Linked DNA regions of Homo sapiens: region 2 is linked to region 1. Evidence: chromatin loops called from intact Hi-C (ENCODE). Cell type or tissue: A673. All regions are shown on one strand. Each heading gives the region's core, and the rest is flanking DNA. Links, peaks and the distances in the headings are about the cores only. Region 1 has its middle 6.5 kb from the start of NDST4. Region 2 has its middle 520 kb from the start of MIR1973.

What was found. A loop is a pair of places that touch in the nucleus more often than their neighbours do. Peaks named below come from ENCODE experiments on the same cell type or tissue, not always from the same donor. Only the 100,000 strongest peaks of a DNase experiment are listed, where the experiment ranks them.
Region 2: it touches region 1 in a loop (4-fold over the local background); 1 of 110 quality-filtered maps calls a loop at or near these places.

The regions. Positions count from the first base shown.
Region 1 is chr4:115,117,393-115,122,793 of GRCh38, forward strand. No RefSeq gene overlaps it. Among named protein-coding and RNA genes, the nearest start is that of NDST4, 6.5 kb to the left of the region's middle. In A673, for the core only: a CTCF peak has its summit at 2,745; DNase peaks (open chromatin) are centred at 389, 1,589 and 2,769; H3K4me3 peaks cover 1,611 bases; H3K27ac peaks cover 3,005 bases.
Region 2 is chr4:115,777,494-115,782,894 of GRCh38, forward strand. No RefSeq gene overlaps it. Among named protein-coding and RNA genes, the nearest start is that of MIR1973, 520 kb to the right of the region's middle. In A673, for the core only: a CTCF peak has its summit at 2,992; DNase peaks (open chromatin) are centred at 2,958 and 4,198; H3K27ac peaks cover 2,062 bases.

The DNA of each region.
Region 1 (5,401 bases), core at 176-5,175:
TTTTGTTACTTTTAGAGCAAAAATAATTTTGAATGAGCACAACCAAATAAATTTATAGTTCTCACAATTTTGATTGAATGCGTTTAGTTTAATTTACAGTCTTCACTACTAAAACTTATAAATACAAGATTCTATTACCACACTACCACTTTCTGTCTATATCCTTTTCTTTTAATTTTATTTTTTAACATGAGCAACTATCCTGTTGTACCAACACGAAAGGCTATAACTCTTTTTTAAAAGAAAAAGCATGAATAAAAGAAACTTCTACGTTCAAAGTTTATGCCTTCAGGGAGCAGGGGAAGCCTCTAATTGGGCTGTGAGTGACTAATACAAAAACTTTTTATTAAGAGAAAAAAATCTTCTGCTAGCAATTGTTAGGATAAGAACTTATGTGAGAAAGAAGTTGCATAAAGTCACTTTTGCTTCAATGGTATCATAATACATGATAAAAAAATCGTAAGTGCCAAATAGCATTACGTGGATAACAAACACCCCAGTCACAGACTTAGATGTTATCTTATTACACATCTGGATCTCTTGTTAGCAAGTTATTAGAAAAAGGGAAAAAAATAGGAAGAGCAGGTTGGAAGAAAGAATCTTTTTGCCAGTATCACTCTAGTGCATTGTTGTAGCAAGAGAGAAATCAGCATGTTAATGCTTCAAATAAATCCTTTGAAGATGCAAAACTTGAAAGGCCAAGTGAGGGAACAAACAGACTAAACAGTCCAATTCCAGTTTGGCAGACAACTACTTAAAGGAACATGATTTTTAATAAATAGCAGTTGTTGGCCAAAACACCATTGCATCATAAGAAATTTTGTTGTCACTAAAATGTTAGCACTCAAGTGAGAGACCCAGGGTGAGGTGGGGGAGGACAGTAAAAATTAAATTTATGATTTTTCCATGGTCTGATCTTTGCTATGAGAATTTTCAGTTAGTTTCTCTTTTAGAGGGTACACAAAGGTGAGGAGAGTTCATAAAGCGCATTAATTGGGCCCCAACTCCAGCGGGAGTGTCTCATCAGAGTAGGATCTTTAAATACCTTATAGGGGTTGTATAAGTTTTATCTAGGATAGGTAGTTTCAGTTTGTTTCTTTCTTTGTTTCTCTTTTCTTTGGAATTTTCATTTGCCAAATTTTATTAGGGTTTGATGGTGATTTCCTTTTGACTTACGCCTTACAAGTCATTTTACATTCTCTAATTTGAAGTCCTAAATGTTCAAAGTGAGAAAGCTACTTGCAGACCAGAATCATAGCATCACAGTGATAAGTTTGATAAAATTCTTTTTGTCATATAGGATATTTTCTTTCATCTGTTACCAAATTTTTTGTATTTTAAATATCCCAATATCATTTGTTTTCCGCCTGCTCCAGTCCTTCAGGGAAAGACATCTCATTTATGAACTATTTGGCTAATGCTCTGATCAGCATGGGAAATCTTAATTTTTTACTAAGCCTTAGCAAATCAGTTTCTGTCCTGTTAGCTTCAGTGCCTCACTGTAAATTATCGTCACTCTGGGGTAATTCACTGGATGCTGTCACTCTTTCTCCTATTTGGTTTAAGCCGTGTGTGTGTGTGTGTGTGTGTGTGTTGGGGGACCATGTTGAGATGGTAAGTTGTGAGGAAGTGGTATAAGAACATGAGATGTTCTAAAGCAAGTCAACAATGGCTGAAAGTTTCCTTAAGCTTGAGAAGCAATACTTGTGAATTCTAAGTCATGCTGTATTCCAAGACCTGTAAACCCAGTGTTGCCCTCTGTAACCAGCTAGCAATGGGGTACACAGCATTATATTGCTATTGTTGCCTGATTTGTAGGCACACACATAATGCTAGCAATGAAGTCTTTATTCTTTGAGGACAGAGATAATCTCTTTTGTTTTTGTTTGTTTGTTTGAGGCTTATATCCTTAATACTTGGAGCAGTGCCATGGCATAGTTACTGACATTTAAAAAAATAAATTTATGAATGAATGAACGAATGATGGCAACCCAAAGCTAGAAAATAGGGAACCAGAAATTAACATTTCCCCTACAAATATATTTTCAATGAAACTGTTGCACCAGTTCTGTATGTCACAAATAGAAGCAACAATTCATTTCAAAAGGAAGATGCAAAGATACATTATAAAGCAATTTTCCCCATGGATAAGAAGACCCAGATTAGTTTTCCTTTTTAGAATCCATGTCATTTAATCTTCCTAATATTATTCATGAATAAAAATATTTTAGTAAAAATATTGTCATATATTTTAAAGAATTGAAAATATTTTATACATTACTGTAATTTGGTTTGCATTTATAGAATCAGAAGAATGGCACTGTAAATTCTAAATATTCCTTTATGTAAAATGATTTGTTTGTCTTCCATATTAAGTATAATTTTATTTTAGAACTTTAATTGGTGTTTCCCTTTTCTGAAAAGGAATTATCATAAATGAGATGATATGAAGTAAATGAAAATATAGTACTCCGAAAACAGAGATATTTTACAAAAGAAAACCAAACAAATAATTAAATATAATGTAAAATAAATAAAGTAAAATGAATTCTGATACTCTAAACCTACTATATAATAAAACAATGATGAATTTTTTTGTCAGCTCAGCTGTTTATACCTGTTAGAGGGTGGGAAAGAGCAAAGTAATTAAATTAAGAGGAAAGAAAAATCATGTGATGAACACAGGAGTGTATGAAAGAATATACTTATCACCCTGCTAAAATATTCAATATTTTACAATATTCCCATAGAGGGCAATATTGTATAAAAGATGGTGAATGAAGACTCTGCCAATTCATCTCTGTTGATATGCTTTAAAGAAAACTGCTGTTACCATAAATTTGGAGCTCCACTTCCCCTCAAACTCTAATATATAAACTGATGCACACAAAAACATAACACAGAGTCTCATCAAAGGCAAAGAAAATTAATTTGGTATCACTTACTGGTAGATTACTTGAGTGAATAGCCTCCAGTTTCACCTTTAATTTGATTTAATCACTGCATCTCAGATCTCAGATAGCAGATTGAATTCTCCTATATAACTTACATCTATAATACACACATGTACATATATATACACAATACCATTTAGTTTATTTGAAATATTAATAAGGTAGTGCCTTCTTCAGTGCCTGGAAAGTAAAGGTAAACTACAGGTAACATATAAAGTGCGGCAAATTTTGTAAAATCGAAGTCTTATCAATGATTCAAATATAACTCTAAGGATCTAACCATAGAATAGGGCTGGGCCATGGAGAATGCAAAATTATACTTAGCTATATCTCTCAAATTTATTTCTATTATAAAATCATCTTGCACTCATCTACCTTCCTTATTTAAATATACTCCTTTACCTTCCCCTCTTGTAACTCAAAAATAGATTGCTTCACTGTAAAACCCTTCCTCTCAAAGATGTTAAGTATATTAGAACTTGAAACATTTGCTCTTGAATGACCTTTGTAATAACTGCTAATTTGCATTTAGCATATACTGAAAGAAAAGACATTGTGCATTCTGTAGTATCATTAAAACATACTATTATCTTAAACATTCAATTATCTACAGATTTTAATACACATAGTGATATGGAATACATGGAATTATGAAGCATACTATAACATTCTACCTGTCTGCTATGCCACAGATGCAATTCTACCTTCAGAGAGATGAGTCTCCTCAGTTCCCTCGTTATGAGATGTCCTATACAAGATCATTATGATTATATCCTATAAAAATTATTTTAAGGCTAATGTAAATAAATGAAAATTAATACGACTATAAGCCAGATTTAGTCATAAGAAATATAAATCTAGTCCTTTTATTTAGGACATCCAATTTGTACCTGAATATTAAATCAAACTAGAGTAAACTGTTTAGTTCAAATTAAATTATGTGAATCTTTAAAATAACGTTAATTACTTGTCAAGTACAACTTCTCAAGTCTAAATAATTAATATTCTTTAATCTGCCAAAGTAACTATGGTAATCAAGCAATTCTTGTGTGTGTTTGCAGTTAAACAAGAGGTACATTTAGAACAATCTGGTTTCTTGAAATCCCTATCTCAAATTTCCAGATTACTTTGAAAGGAGTTATTCCTCCAGCATAAAGCACTATTTGGCCTGACCCTTCATGACCACTGTTAGGATGATTAAGGGAAAAAGGCTATTTGTTGAACCTGATACTCTGAGTCACAGTTGATAGTAGAGGTTTGTTCCAATTTACTTGCTTTCATAATACATTCAATACTAACATTATGTAATCTTCAACTCATTTTTAAAATCTTCAGAGTTTTCAAAAGATGTTCTCATAGATTATTTGATTTGAGGGTCACAATGATCCTATTATTAGTTATTGTGGTATTATATCTGCATTGTATAGGTTAGAACACTGAGACACAAGTAGCAAACCTGGGATCAGCAACAGGACTCACTAATCCTTAGCCCTGTGGTCTTTCCACTATACCAAACAGTCGTCTGAATGAACGTCCCTGGAGAATGCCCCTTTTCATTACTCTGTAAGCAGAGTGGCCTTTCAGGTGGCCATTCAAAACCCTGTGCTTTATAATCCACTTGGTAATATATAGATAAAACAAGAGTTATGCTTTTAACCTTTCTATATGGCAAGTTACCAATAATTTGGTAGCATTGAAATTCTGATATCTTCTCCATGAATATGTTTTATACAAATGCTTATCTATACCAAGATCTGTTCTAAAGAATAGTAGAGAAGGAAAGATTTAATTAGGCTTTAGAAATACTAGGCAGCACAGGGAATCATAGTTCATAGTCATTGGCATATGCTAAGGGGAGAATTAAAATGAGGGAAACTTGTGAGATTTTATTTTCTGTTCATTTTTATTTAAATTATACAATTTCTTTTTCTGGTTTGAAGAAAGAGGTGGATCAGAGAATTTCTCAGACCGGTGCTAAGATATCACAATCTAGATCACTGGTTGTGAAATTTTTGTGACCCACAACACAGAGACACTAAACAAGAATTTCAGAAAACAATTCTTACTTCTTAGTTGACTGTGTGCAGTGCATTTGATTTTCTTTTTTGTTCCATTCCATTCCATTCTATAAACATTTTGAAATGCTGACCTAAATCTACTAATGTAAATGCATATAAAGAGTCATGAACTGAATTTTAAAAAATGAATCTAGATTCATTATGTATTTATACAGTACTGAATATAAAAAAAGATCAAGTCATTTCCATGGTATAATAATTGGAACTTTTCCCTAATTTTTCATTTAGCTATTTTAATAATCTAAGCAGAACACCATTATTATTTCACAAAGTGACTGTCAATAGAGAATGCTATTCTTTGGGAATATAGAGGCAAAGAGGCAGACCAGGTTGTCATACAAACATGGAATTAAATGGAGCTTTGAGGTA
Region 2 (5,401 bases), core at 116-5,115, 660 kb after region 1:
AATGTTGAGGATATTTTATATACCTCTTGGCCATTTGTCCATATATTTTTTGAGAATTTTTTATTCAGATCATTTGCCCATGGTTTTAGATTATTCTTTTGTGTTGAGTTTTTTATATATTCTGGTTATTAGTACCTTGTTAGATATGTAATCTGCAAATATTTTCTCCCATTCTGTAGGTTGCTTTTTACTCTCTTTATTGTTTCCTTCACTGTGCAGAAGGTTTTTGGTTTAATCTAATCCTATTTGTCTATGTTTGCTTTTGTGGCTTGGGCTTTTGAGGTCTTACCACAAAGAATGTTTGTGCAGACCAATGTCTTGAAGTGTTTCCTCAAAGTTTTCTTCCAGTAGTTTCATAGTTTAAGGACTTACATTTAAGTCTTTTTGGAAAATAGTTTGGAGTACTCCTCAACAAACTTAAATTAAAATGTCATATGATCCAGAAATTCTACTGTTGGGAATAAATGCAAAAGAAATAAAATAACTTTGTCAAAGAAATATCTGCATTCTTATGTTCGTTGCAGCACTATTCATAGTAGCCAAAATATGGAATCAACGTAAGTATCCTTCAACAGATAGGTACAAAAATGTTGTATATATACACACTGCAATATTATTTAGCTATAAAAAAACAAAATTCTGTTCTTTGCATCAACATGGATGAGCCTGGAGGACATTATGTTAAGTGAAATAATTCAGGCACAGAAAAACAAATATTACATGTACTAACTCATATGAGGGAGCTTAAAAAGTTTCTTTCAAGGCGTCGGAGAGTAGAATGATAGTTACCAGATGTTGAAAAGGATATGAGAAAGGGGAAGATAGAGAGAGGTGGGTTAGTGTGTAAAAAATATACAGTTAGATGGAAAGAATAAATTCTAGTGTTCCATAGCACAGTAGGGTGACAATAGTTAACAGCAATTATAGTAGATTTTAAAGATAGCTAGAAGATTTAGAATGAGAACACAAAGAAATAATAAATGTTTGAGGCAATGGATATTCTAATTACCCTGTTTTGATTATTAACATTGTATGCATGTATCAAAATATTATAAGAACCCTATAAGTATGAAGAGTTATATATTAACTGTCATTTTTACGTTTTCCTTTCTGCTTGTCTTTAGCCCATTCAATTATTCTGCCACACACTCCTGTGTAAACCACCCTATCTACTCACTTCCTATTTTCTTATTTTGGCAATCAAGATTGCCAAAACTATCCTTATGACAAAATGAGCCCCTGGCCATCATTTTCATCTTTTCCAGTTTATCCTCCATATCACTTGCATTTTCAAAACTCATAGAACAATATTCAGGCTTATCGGTTCAACTTTTACTTCAGTTTTCCACAGCTGATATGATTATATCTATTGGAATCTTTGGAATTCATTCTCGACCATCTATGCTTCTAATGATTTGTACTATCCTCAAGTAAATTGATCTCAGATAGAGTTTAAAGTTTTTGTTTTATGTGATGCATGAAGAACCATGTCTTTCAGCATGTGTTGCTCTGATATTCTATGTACAAAACAATTTTTAAAGCTTTGTCAAAGGCAACTGGGCATATTTGGAGATATTTTAAATCATATTTTGCAGTTGCATTATTTTTTAAGAGCTATGCTCTTTTGGATGGACATAGAGAAATGAAAATCTTAGGGTAGTCCAGGTGAGTACTTGCTTCTGATTCTTACAACTCTGTAATTTTACATTTTATGTTATACTTTTGAGTGGACTGAGAGTACCAATGAGATAAAGCTTTCAACTAGATTATTTGGAAATGCCTATCTGTTTTTTTTTTCAGGGCTAAGCATTGGTTAATAATGTAAATATGAATATTAAGCCAAGAAATAGGTTTCTCAATTCAGACACACAAAAGTGTCTGAATTATTTAGTGACAGAAAATCTTGGTACACTGTCACTTTAAAAACAAAGCTTACAAGGCTGAAGATATATCTTATTTTTTTCCTATGGATTGTCGTTTTCATATTAAGAGAATGTAAATCAGGAATGTTTACTTCATTGAAATTATAACGTCCAAGGCCAATTTCTTCATAATAGTGTTTACTTCAGGCTATTCATAAAACAAAATCAATCATATTGAGTAACAAATTTGTTATTTTATTTTACTTTCACATTGGTTTCTGTATATTAGGACAATAATGACAGAAAGAGAGAGATGAAGCAAAACAAAAACTTCAATACTTTTCTTTAACGTAAAGAACTTTCTACTTTAGATATTTGGAGGTAAAATTCACTCTTTTATAATAATTATTCCTCAGAAGTCTTAAAATATTTAAGATATTTTTAAATTATTATTAAATTAGACATATCACCTATATTTTTAAATGAGTTTATGTGTCTTTATGTATGTGTGTGTACATATGTATTTATATGTATGTGTATTATTTATATATTTATAAAATAAAGATACTATTTAAAAATAAAGATATATCTAATTTAATGTTTCCTACTTAATTATAATTATGTATATATACAATTTTTATATATATAATATTTTAGAGATGGGGTCTCACTCTGTCCCAGGCTGGTCTTGAAATATTGGGCTCCAGGGAGCCTACTGCTTCAGCCTTCCCAAGAGCTGGGATTACACTCACGCACCATCATACCCAGTGTACTCTGTTATATTTTAAACATAGTTTTTACACTATATGGTATTCCTAACTGCATGAAATATATATCCTATTATATTTCCCTTTAGGGCATTATGTTAACCAGGATAAATTGATGAGAAGCACAATGGTAAATAAATTAATAATGACACATAAAATTTCTTTGAATTCATTGATGTGAAAAGAGATTCTAAATAATACTCTGGGTATGCTGAGTATTATGCATAAATCATTCTTTTTTGACCCTATTTAACAGAAGTTTTATTAACTGATATAATAATTTTCTTAAATCCATCAACAGGAAATGAATTTCAACGTAATGTAAACACCCACGCTCTTGGCAGAACTACACTGCCATCTATAGTTTTAGTCCCTGGGATGTTAGTGTGTGGATTTTAATCTGTATTTATTCTCTAATTGTTCTTTTGAGAAATAAGCTATTATATTTTATCTCTAGTTTCTTTTGAATGAAATTATCGAGCACATTTTGTGCATGTTTGTCTGGATTTGCATATTATATGTCATATTTTTCATATTATCGCAAGCTAAGCATTCTCAAATTTAAAAATGTCCTGCAGCTCATTAATAAATAGGAAACTGAAATAGTACAAGGAAACTGAAACTTATATTTCAGTTATATTTTGAGATAGTGATAACATTTGGGGTTAAAATACACAATAATTCAGAGATAATGTTTTTACTCATTAGTAAGACTTTTCTATATCAATAATTTAGTGACATGAATTAGCTAAGTAGAATAAATCAGTTGTGACAATATTTATTAAGCTCAAATCTCTTCTGAGTAACTCTAAAATAAGTTCCTACTTCAGATATGGGTTTTGCATAGAAGGACCACTAAGGACTTTCTTTTCTCTGGTGTACATTGTTGTTGAGTAAAAGCACTTACTAAAATTTTAAGCCTTCTGTGAAGCTGTACTAGTTGGTTGCTGTGATTAGCACTTCCTTTCAAGTTGAGTAATGTTATGAGACCAACTCTCTCCCTTAGTATTAAAACAACAACAGGCTTAATAATAAAGCAGTGCAATAAAGTTCAGTCAATAGTTTGCAAACATGTTTTCCCTGAAGAAGAATACCATTTTTTTGTGAGGAAAAAAAAAAAAAAAAAAAAACTTCTCTGGGACCATGGTGGAAAGACAGAGGAGTGGAGTGATCATAACCTATTAATTACTTTTATGAACTTATCTATCTTTTTTCTTGATTTACCTGTTTTCAGAGACTGCATTTGTGTATGCTGTGTATTCTATAAAATGTACAAATCAAAATTTTCACAAACTTGTTCAGAGTTTTTTAAACCTGGACAGATTCAGGTATAAAATTTTGCATATTAACTATTAGAGCATCTAGCTCTACTTGTAAGCCATGTTGATTGAGATAACTGCAGGAGGTAACTCAAGATAGTTTCAACTTTTTGCCAGTGCCCTAGGTTCTTGTAATCTTCCAGGATATAAATAAGAGAGATTGCGAGACGTAGCAACGAGAAGAAAGTTTATTTAACTTGTGCACAAGGGAGCCAGCACAAAAAAAAGGGAACAATTGGGGCTGCTTCCTGAAAGCTGTGCGGGATTCAATTTTACGGGGCTCTCCTATGGGGACGGATGATGTCAGGGCATGTATAGGAAGGCTTTTTCTAGCATTTACGCAGTGGCTCAGTTTGCTTCTACATACATTGCGTGTATCATTAGCGTTTTAAATCTTCATCTTGTGGCATAATTTTTAGCATTAAAATGAGGAAGGCCTAATTATAATTTGAAATATGAATCTAACTGCACATAAAAGGGTCCCTGAGGAAGTCCGCAGCCCCCTGAAAGGAGGAACTTGTGGTTAGTGGCTTCTTGAGTCTTTTGTTGGTGATTGGCTGGAAGTTAGGTCAGCCACAGCTTAAGTAGAGGCTTTTGTTCTTTTTCTCCAAACCACATTAAAAGAGAAAACAAGATAGCCTGCCTATCTCAAATCTATTTTTCTATTTTCATTCAGTTCTGCAATTTTACATATGATCCTTATGCAAATGATTTATAAACTACTGAATTCAAGGCATAACAGATGTTAGTAAGGGAAGGTGTTTAAAACGTGGAACTTGTAACTGAGCTTTACAAGGAGAGTGAGGAGAGGAAGGGATGATTAGAATGCACAAGGTAGATGCCTGAACTGTATTGAGATATTGTTGAAGTCACAACAGTTGTTTTCTATCTGAGTAAGAAACCAAAAAGGATAAAATATTAAGTTTGAGAGTGGGAAACCCTATATCCAAATTCAGGACATGAATAAGTGAGTTTGTAGGGAGTTCTACTTGGGAAGATTTTTGGAGTTCAGAAAGAAAGGAAATGAAGTGGATTTGATACTGTGTAGATTGTCTTTGCTGCTATTTGAGTCATTCTAGATAATAGTAGGTCATGCGATTGAAAAGCAAGATTAGGTCAAATTCCAAACTTTTCACTGAAGTGAGGTTTTAAAGAAATGAATAGATAAGAAGGGTATGGAAATATAGTCATACAACCAGAATTGTATCTGTCTCAAGGGAGTAGTGTTAGTTTTAAGAAGACAGAGCAGGATTGATCTGATATTTTCATTGAGAAGAAAGAAGACACGACCACATGACCCTGATGTATGTGAGATACTGTAAAATAACCATCTTCACCTTAAGAATGCTGTAGGGAAAGAAAATTTCAGGGAAGTGGGCCACAGTTCAGTTAAGGTATGCAATTGGAGAGGACATTGATAGAGGATTGAGTATATAAGAGTTCTGTAATTAGC